Regions from separate parts of the Homo sapiens genome. Here region 1 is linked to region 2. Evidence: chromatin contacts called from ENCODE Hi-C or POLR2A ChIA-PET data. All regions are on one chromosome and are shown on one strand. The core of a region is the stretch at or near the end of the contact, and the rest is flanking DNA. Distances in the headings are between cores, read along the strand shown.

Region 1 (4,899 bases), core at 335-2,834, 33 kb after region 2:
GAAACCCCATCTCTACTAAAAAATACAAAAAATTAGCCAGGTGTAGTGGTGGGCGCCTGTAGTCCCAGCTACTCAGGAGGCTGAGGCAGGAGAATGGCATGAACCCAGGAGGCAGAGCTTGCAGTGAGCTGAGATAGTGCCACTGCACTCCAGCCTGGTCAACAGAGCAAGACTCCGTCTCAAAAAAAAAAAAAAAATTCAACTTAAATGTCTACCAATAGGTTAAACATTAGGATTCATCCAGCATTGAACTCTACCCAATCGTGAAAACTAGCAAGGTAGCTCTGTGTCTGTTTACAAAGATACCCAAGACCTAGAGTTTAATTATAAGATCATGTTTCAGAATAGCAAAAAAAGAAACAGTATATGAATCGTCAACACATGGAAATGTGTGCATGCAGCAATTCTAAATATAAAAATAACGTAAAGCAGAAACAGAGGCAAACCACAGCTACTCCAAAATATTCAGATAATGCTGATAAGGATCAGAAAAGGAACTGGAAGAACATAAATAGTGTTCAGTGTTCATTTTTTTTTATATCATTAACTAAGTTCACATACCTATACAAAAAATAAAAGCCAAGATGTTATTGTTTTAAATGTTGGATTCTGAGCAGGTGTTTTCTCTCTAAGATGATGATTTGTAAGTTGCAGAGAAAACTCACACTGGCCACTTCATGAGGGTGCATCGGCCCACCTCGGGTGGGCTGCAGGCTGAGGCTGACTTGGTTTTGATTCTCAGAGGGTTGTTAATCTAGGACTCTCCAGGTTGGTAAGTAAGAAGTTCCCAAGACCTTCTGCAATTGTGGGAAAAATACAGTAAACCTGGCCCTAGACTGGGAGGCCACGGACAGGCAGGCCAGACTGCTCAGTCCTGTCTGGGAGGCGGCAGCCTTGGGCTAGAGAACTTTCTATCATTCACTCAACTATCTGACGAAGTGCATTCAGCATCAGCACTGTGCTAAGTGTTGGGGATACAGCAGAAAACAGATGTTACCTCTGCCTTTGTGAACCCCACAGTCCGGCAGGAGAGACATACCTGAATCTGATCGTTACACAGTGGGTGGGAAATGACTACGGCCTGAAGGTGTTGGGAAGATGAGCTCAAAGTGCTTAGAGGTCTGCAGAGGGTGGTCCTTCCCAGAGAACTGGCATAGGGTGGGGAGGAGGAACATGAACCTCTTTGCTACCACTGGATACAGAACATTTGAAGTGCTTTTGATCAGAGGGGCAGCCACTGAAATGTCCCTGGAGCCTCTGAGGGTGGGGGTGGGAGTGTGAGGCAGGAGTGGGGGCTGGTGTGGTGGGGACACAGCTGTCACTGGTGAAGGCTAGAATAGACAACAGGGAGCCAAGCCCTCAATAAACAGATCTTAGTCTATGCCTGGACCTCTCCATCCAGACAAAAAGCAAAGAGGGTAGAAAAATTTGTGTTACACTGAGAAAAAAAGAAACAAAGATCAGAAAACTCAAAGAGGCAATTCCCTTTGTGAAGTGTAAATGCACACATACACATCCTGCCCAAAATGTGTGGAAGTCCCAGAAGCTCAGCCTGTTGGACCACGGCTATCTTGAGATGATCACCTCGCCTCCACCTACAAGTCTCAACAGGCTGAGCTAAGTTTTGGGTAGAGGTGGGCCTGGGAGGCCGAGGGAAAGAATGCTGTAATTTCAGGTGCGGTATGTGTGTTTACGATTCTGTCCTGTGCGACACGACAGTTAACTGCAGTGCAATGGAGCAGGGGGAGATAAGGTTAGGTCCACCTGTCCAGGCCCAAGCCCTGGCTCTGCCCTCAGAGCCGTGTGCCCTCAGGCAAGTGACTTTCAGAGGCTTGGTTTCCTTGTTGGTAAAAAGGGAATACACTTTGGGATAAAGGATGAATGATGTCATCCATGTCATTTACTGCATTAAGTACAGGGACACAGAAAGTACACAATAAATGTTGGCTGCTATTGTACCTACTCTGCAGTCTAAGGGGTACAAAGAGGACCAGGAGGGAAGTTCCGTTAAACAGTGGCTATTAACAAGTGGGCTTCGCTTCTGAGAATGCAGGCCCCAGGCCTCAGTGTGGCTGTGCATGGGTGGCACTCTGGAGGTGATTCACCTTGGGGAACCCATGACCAGTTCTCAGCAGCTTCCCACCCCCTACGAGCTGCAGAGTCCACGGAGAGGGGAAGGCCTGACTTTATAAGAGCCGATCAAGGGCAGAACAAAAAGGTCATCCTACAGGAAGCCACATCATAGGTTAATTCAAAAAAGAGACCACATGTAGGAGGCGCTGCCAGAGTGGTTAGCACCAAGATCCACGGGTCAGACTTATCACAAACAGGTGGTTTCCAGTTCCCAACAGAGGTGTTTCTTATCATTGAACATTCAAGGTGGAACATATCGGAAGTGGTGTGGGGAGTGTACTTTTTAGAGGATTCCACTGATGAATCCTTCATGGAGTGAATCATCCCCCTCCAACCTTCCCGCTTTGTAATGTAGATTTCCCATCTGTGTTCCCACGATGGGCTGCTTTGATGTGCTGTTGACCAGCACTCCCGGCGGCAGGCGGGCGGACGCTCCCTACAAAGCCTTCAGGAGCATGGGAAGCTGCAAAGTCTGAAAGAAAACACCTCTGATGAGAGGCTAAGGCAGATGATTCCTCCAGAAGAGAAGACAGATGGGCATATAGCGACATGCCTCGGCTTTACGACTGCTTATTCAGAGAATAGAAACTAGTTCCACAGGGAACAGGGAAGGGGAAAGTCCTTGAAATGTAGCCTGGCAGATTCAGGTTGGACACAAAGAAGCATTTCTGGACTGTGATGGCCAGGGCAGGTGGAGACTTCCCTTCCCTGGCAGGACTTGGCCTGTTCCCGCTGGGAGGCAGATGGATTAGATGCCCTTGCACGGTCCCTGACCGTCCCCAAACAGCATTTCCAGTTCTCAAACATCTGACATAAAAATCAACTCAACTGTTATGACTTCACAAAAAGGGTTTTCCTTTTTTAAAAGAATCTGAATTTGCCAGAAATAAAACCATATGTCCACAAGACGACTTTTTCAAGAATGTTCCTAGCCGCCTCCTTCGTAATAGTTCAAATCTGTGAACAACTCAAATGGCCATCAGTAAGTGAAAGGATAAACAGATTGTGATGTATTCACAGAATGGAATACTACTCAGCAATAAAAGGAACAAACTACAGACACACTCAACAGCATGGATGAATCTCCAGAGAAGCCAGACATACAGTACACATCGTATGAATCCATTTATACAGAGCTCCAGCACAGGCAATATCAACCAGCACAATGGTTGCTTGTGTTGGGCGGCTGGGAATGGCCAAGACAGAACTTTCTGGAGGATGGAAATGTTCTATATCTTGTTTTGGGTGATCAGGACGCAAGGGTATACAATTATCAAAACTCACTGAATTATTTCACATATGTGCACTTTATACGTAAATGATCTCAATTTTAAAAAGACAGAAAAATCATGGACTCGGGGTTCTGTAATTTACAAAGTCTTCCAACTATGTTTTCCCTTGGGTTGTATAATATTGGGCAGGTTAAACTCTCCAGGTCTCAGTTTCCCCCTCTATAACAACAGCACCAGCCTCACAGGGATGTCTTAAAGATGAAATGGGTTATTACATATGCTCATGGGAATGCTCATTAAGCCCTAGCTATTATTATAATTTATTATTCCATCTCTACTTTCAACCAGCATGGAAGAGTGCTTTGAAAATACTTCACTTAGGCCGGGCGCGGTGGCTCACGCCTGTAATCCCAGCACTTTGGGAGGCCGAGGCGGGCGGATCACGAGGTCAGGAGATCAAGACCACGGTGAAACCCCGTCTCTACTAAAAAATATAAAAAATTAGCCGGGCGCAGTGGCGGGCGCCTGTAGTCCCAGCTACTCGGGAGGCTGAGGCAGGAGAATGGCGTGAACCCGGAAGGCGGAGCTTACAGTGAGCGGAGATCGCGCCACAACACTCCCGCCTAGGCGACAGAACGAGACTCCGTCTCAAAAAAAAAAGAAAATACTTCATTTAAAACCTTACTCGTGGGCTGCTGTGTCAAGTGACCAGAGATTTCTGGGGCTCGGGCCCAACTCGGGTCAGTCCCGCACCATTGTTATGGGGTGAAGTGTGTCCCCTGAAAATTCATATATTAAATCCTAGCACCCAGTATACCTTGGAATATGATTGCATTTGGAGATAGGGTCTTCAAAGAGGTAACTAAGTTAAAATAAGATAATTAGGGTGACCCTAATCGACTATGACTGATATCCTTATAAAGAGAGGAGATTAAGGCCAGGCATGGTGGCTTACGCCTGTAATCCCAGCACTTTGAGAGGCTGAGGTGGATGGATCACCTGAGGTCAGGAGTTTGAGACCAGCCTGGCCAACATAGTGAAACCCTGTCTACTAAAAATACACAATTAGCTGGGCATGGTGGTGGGCGCCTGTAATCCCAGCTACTCCGGAAGCTGAGGCAGGAGAATCGCTTGAACCTGGGAGGTGGAGGTTGCAGTGGACTGAGATCATGCCACTGCACTCCAGCCTGGGCAACAGAGCAAGACCCCGTCTCAAAAAAAAAAAAAAAGAGAGAGAGAGATTGGAGATTAGGGTCAGGCATGGTGGCTCACGCCTGTAATCCCAGCACTTTGAGGGGCCCAGGCAGGGCGGATAGCTTGAGCCCAGGAGCTCAAGACCAGCCTGGGCAACATGGTGAAATCCCATCTCTACAAAAAAAAAATACAAAAAAAAAAAAAATAGCTGGGCATGGTGGCATGTACCTGTAGACCCAGCTACTTGGGAGCCCAGGAGGTTGAGGCTACAGTGAACCATGATCGCGCCACTGCACTCCAGACTGGGTGACAGAGTGAGCCCCTGCTTCAAAAAAGTTAA
Region 2 (4,660 bases), core at 1,614-4,113:
CTGCACTACTGGCCTGGTAGGTGACTCAGAACCCACTCATCTCATCTCAGGGATACTCTAATGATCTCTGGCATCCAGGTGTTGAGGTTGGTAGGAGGAGGGCCTGGAGAGGCCCAGGCCACTGCCTGGCCGGGTCCTTACCGCAGCTGTGAGCTCTGACAGGTCCACGTCGTCATACAGCTCCTCCTGGCGGTCCTGGCTAGGCAGGCCATCGATGTAAGTGTTGGGCTCTGAGAACTTTCTCTGCATCAGTCTGGAAACAGGGCGAGGTGGCACACATGAAGCAGCCGGGGCAGGGTGGTGAAAGCACCAGACTCCAAGGATTCCCAGTGAGGAGTGGTTGCCGTGAAAGTGGTGGCCACACAAGAGATCTGGGGGCTGACACTCACCTCCATGGATCTGAGGGCACCTCCTCCCTCTTTTCCCAGTGCCTTCTTCCTGAAATTCTTGGTTCGAGATTTTCCTCCCAGAAAGACAAGCTTCCCTTGCCCATACGCCTCGTCCTAGGATCCCTTTGCCATCTTCTCCCCCATTCCTCCCTTCTAGGATCTCCTTCCAGCAACCACAACAAAAAACCCCTTCTCATTTCATCTTCACAATACACTTGGGGTGGCGCAGGCCAGACACTATCCCCGTTTGGTCCATGAGAAAACTGATTCTGTTTCAGTGGCTCAGCCGGCTTCCACGAGACTGGCTCTACCACCCTGACCAGAGAACGCCCTCTCCCTCAGCCCTAGTTTGCTCATCTGGAAACAGAAGCACCACCCCCTGACCTGCTTTTCTCCAGGGTGTGCTGGAGACCCAGTGAGGGATTCACCAGAAGGACAAGTAGGAGGTCAGGAAAGGTGACAGCTCTGCCTGGAGGAGCTGGAGAGTCTAACTGCCTCTGAGGATGCCAAAGCTGCCCCCGGGGCCCGAAGCCTGGCTCGGCTCCTTGCTCTTAGCTCAGCTCCTGGCTCTTGGCCGGGCCTCCCTGAGGGCTACTCCTTGGCTTCACATTTTCCTGCTGCTGGGCAGAGTGGGGTGGGACCCTGTGCTCCCTGCTGCCCCTGACTCTGGCTGACCCAGGGCCTACAGCATGGCCAGGAATAAGAGAGTGTACGGAGGAAGGGTCCAAATTACTCACAAGAGAGAGTTTTTGGCCGCACTCACAATACAGGAGACCCTATCGGCATCCACATAGTCGTAGGTGAACTCTTCTGGGTCTGTCTTGGAGCCTGACTCAGAGAGCAGGAGACCCAGCCAGTGGCCCATTTCCTCGGAAGACTTGGCCTGGAACGAGGCCAAGAGAGACATAAGCAGGGCCAGGCAGTGCTGCCTGGTGCCAGCCCCTCCCCACCAGGCCATGACCGTACCCCTACCCCTGAGCCTGCCCACGAAAGCCTCTGTAACAGCCCGGGGCTGTGCTTCTCCTGTTCACCAGCCTATCCCACCCCCCAGTGGCCCCAGATAATATTTCCTGTCGTCAGTGACATCTTGATGCCACCTCAATAATGCTGTGGACTTTTGTCCCAAGGGCCATATGAGATGTATATACATTGTGTTTCTAGGAGGTGAAAACTTATCACCAGGTGGTCACTATTAAAAACTGTTAGTGACCACCTGTTAATTAATAGTTTTTAAAATGATTAAAAAATTGTATGTCTTTTAAGTTGACACTTGTATTTTATGAACAATGCATGTCATTCCCCCAATCCCATATACAACAAGACTTCCTGGATCCCCAAGAAATAACAACATTCAAATTTATTTTGTTCATGGCTTCAGTAAAGTCGGGACATCTTTTAAATACCTTACACTAGCTCAGCTGCTAAATCATCATCAAAATCCCAGTGAATTTGGTATTTTTTTTTCCAGGGGACAATGCATTCTAATCAAATGCATCCATTGGGTACCTCAATTAAAATGTCCACACTGTTTCTTACCTTTATAATGAGAAAAAACTGCCCATTTAATCAAAGCTATAGGTTTATTTTGATGAGGAAAATCAGCCCCCTTTGGTATAACCCATAGCTCCATCACGTTTGCTGCTACATTCTCTTCATCAAAGAGGCCGTGATGAGCAGAATTTGACATTTAGTTGGTTTCCTTTTCCCAGTTTTTTTTTATTTTAAAGACAGAATCTTGTTCTGTCGCCCAGGCTGGAGTGCAGCGGTGGGATCTTGGCTCACTGTAGCCTCTGCCTCCCGGCTTCAAGCAATTCTCCTGTGTCAGCCTCCCAAGTAGCTGGGACTACAGGCGCCCACCACCACACCCAGCTAATTTTTGTATTTTAGTAGAGACAGGGTTTCACCATGTTGGCCAGGCTGGTTTCAAACTCCTGACCTCGGGTGATCCACCTGCCTCAGCCTCCCAAAGTGCTGGGGTTACAGGCGTGGGCCATCATGCCCGGCCCCCACTTAGTTTCAACTGGATTCTAAATACAGCTTTTCATGGGCCTCCCCTAGTCCAGGCTGCGTCTCTGCCCTGGACAGCTGCGACAGCTTCCTAGCAGGTCCCTTCTTGCCCCCTCCGATCCACTCCCACCCCAGTAGCTGGAGGAAGCATCTCAAAACCCCGATCTGAGCTTGCCGCCCTCCCCTGAAAGCCATCAGGGCTCCGTTGCTCCTAGGATCAAGCCCTGTCCCTCCCGCTCCAGCCTGTCACCCAGACCCCAGTACAAGTCTATAGCACCCTCCCCACTTCTTTCCAGCCATTGTAGCCCAGCGATTGGCTGGGTAATTTGCTGAATAACATCACACTCCCAAACTAGGATGTAAGTGCCACAAGGACGGAGTCCATATTGCTCTTGTCCACCATATTCCTGTGCTGAGAAGATGTCTGTTGATGGGGAACCTCTGAATGGATGAATATAAGCTACAAGCTGGACCCTGGGAAGCAATTGCGATGTGGGTCTTTCAGCCACCAGAGGGCAGGATTGGAGCAAAGTTTGGATGAGGACCTCCACATCAAAGACTAAGTGAACGGACATTCACGGGCAAGTGTGTGCTTCCATGCGTGGAAGGGACTCGGTCTCCGCCTGCCGCAGCTTGCAAAGCGTTATGTCACTTCTTATTTTTGTAAACGTAACATCACATCAAAGGGAGGATGGGGAGCGAGAGGAATGTAATTGTATCACAAAGCGAATTTTTTCCCCCAGATAAGCTCTAACAGTGTGGTTTTTACGTACTGGGCCTAGAGGCTCTCCCAGCTGGTGATACCCAAACAAAACAACACCCACTTTGAATCCCCAGCAGCTTTTCCAGTAGCTCAGAGAACTAAAAATACTCCTTCTGCCCTAAGTGCAGGAAGTAGCGCATGGTTCCACTCTTATAACGCAACTACTCTGAGGTCAGAAAAGGAATGGAAATTTTTAAAAATGCAAACAATCTCAGGCAAACGAAGTAAAAATAACACGCGGGGACATTGATTCTCCCTTAGTAGCATTACAGTCCTGGAGACTGGCAGCAAACAGCCACCACCGCCACACCCTGGCTGGCCCTGCTCCCCCTGCAGGCCGGCGGTACCTCAAGCTTGGCCAGCTCCTCGCCCTTGTGGAGGATGCGGAAGGAGTAGAGGTGGTCGGGGCTGGGGTCTGGGACCACCTCGCAGCCCACCAGGCTGAGGGGTTGCTGGGCCACCTTGCTCCGGTTCCGGTCCTGGTAGAAGTGCAGGTGATTGTCCCTGACAGAGCACCAGCGAGACTTCCACTGGCTGTTCACCAGCACGTTCAGGTAACCTGCAGGAGGAAGTGCAGATGCAGGAGGGGACAGGGCTGCAGGAGGGGACGCAGATGCAGGAGGGGGCGGGGCTTCGGGAGGGCACACAGATGCAGGAGGGGGCGGGGCTGCGGGAGGGGAAGCGGATGCGGATGCAAGAGGGGACTGGGCTCCAGGAGGGGACGCAGATGCAGGAGGGGACCGGGCTGCAGGAGGGGACGCAGATGCAGGAGGGGACTGGGCTGCAGGAGGGGACTGGGCTGCAGGAGGGGACGCAGATGAAGGAGGGGGCGGGGCTGCGGGAGGGCATGCAGATAAAGGAGGGGGCGGGGCTGCGGGAGGAGACGTGGATGTGGGAGGGCACGCGGATGCAGGAGGGGATGCGGACGCAGGAGGGGACGGAGCTGCAGGAGGGGTCGCGGATGCAGGAGGGGACTGGGCTGCAGGAGGGAGCGGGGCTGCAGGAGAGAGCGGGGCTGCAGGAGGGGACGGCGCTGCAGAAGGAGATGCAGATGCAGGAGGGGACGCAGATGCAGGAGGGGACGCAGGTGCAGGAGGGGACGCAGATGCAGGAGGGGACGGGGCTGCAGGAGGAGATGCAGGAGGGGGTGCAGGTACAGGAGGGGTTGGGGCTGCAGGAGGGGACACAGATGCAGGAGGGGGCGCAGATGCAGGAGGCGACGGGGCTGCAGAAGGAGATGCAGATGCAGGAGGGGATGCAGATGCAGGAGGAGATGCAGATGCAGGAGGGGATGCAGGTGCAGGAGGGGACGGGGCTGCAGGAGGGAGCGGGGCTGGAGGGGACGGGGCTACAGGAGGAGATGCAGATGCAGGAGGGGGTGCACGTACAGGACTGGTCGGGGCTGCAGGAGGGGACGCAGATGCAGGAGGCGTCGGGGCTGCAGGAGGGGAGGCAGATCCAGGAGGGGACGCGGGTGCAGGAGGGGACGCGGGTGCAGGAG

Evidence for each region. Hi-C counts contacts between places; a loop is a spot of excess contacts on that map. ChIA-PET counts read pairs that join two places held with the same protein, here RNA polymerase II (POLR2A). Pooled maps may share reads with other maps.
Region 1: a pooled map shows a loop between it and region 2 (4-fold over the local background). The contact joins two enhancer-like sites. A Hi-C loop is called at or near these places in 4 of 168 maps with a recorded cell type or tissue (CD4-positive, alpha-beta T cell, Caco-2, PC-9 and 1 more) and 5 of 50 pooled maps. POLR2A ChIA-PET finds 5 or more read pairs at or near these places in 4 of 52 experiments (OCI-LY7, PC-9, activated B cell and 1 more).

The regions. Positions count from the first base shown.
Region 1 is chr10:114,335,432-114,340,330 of GRCh38, forward strand. The region is part of intron 2 of AFAP1L2 (actin filament associated protein 1 like 2); the gene reads right to left. Among named protein-coding and RNA genes, the nearest start is that of AFAP1L2, 67 kb to the right of the region's middle. RefSeq lists enhancers at 1,821-3,020, 2,393-3,296. Within about 2 kb of position 1,585, at least 3 of the 41 ENCODE cell types and tissues checked have a DNase peak (open chromatin) inside an H3K27ac peak, as active enhancers do.
Region 2 is chr10:114,301,213-114,305,872 of GRCh38, forward strand. It overlaps AFAP1L2 (actin filament associated protein 1 like 2), which reads right to left. Exons shown (of 19, transcript NM_001001936.3): 11 at 3,507-3,718; 12 at 1,127-1,272; 13 at 142-253. Among named protein-coding and RNA genes, the nearest start is that of VWA2, 64 kb to the left of the region's middle. RefSeq lists a silencer at 3,757-3,806. Within about 2 kb of position 2,864, at least 18 of the 41 ENCODE cell types and tissues checked have a DNase peak (open chromatin) inside an H3K27ac peak, as active enhancers do.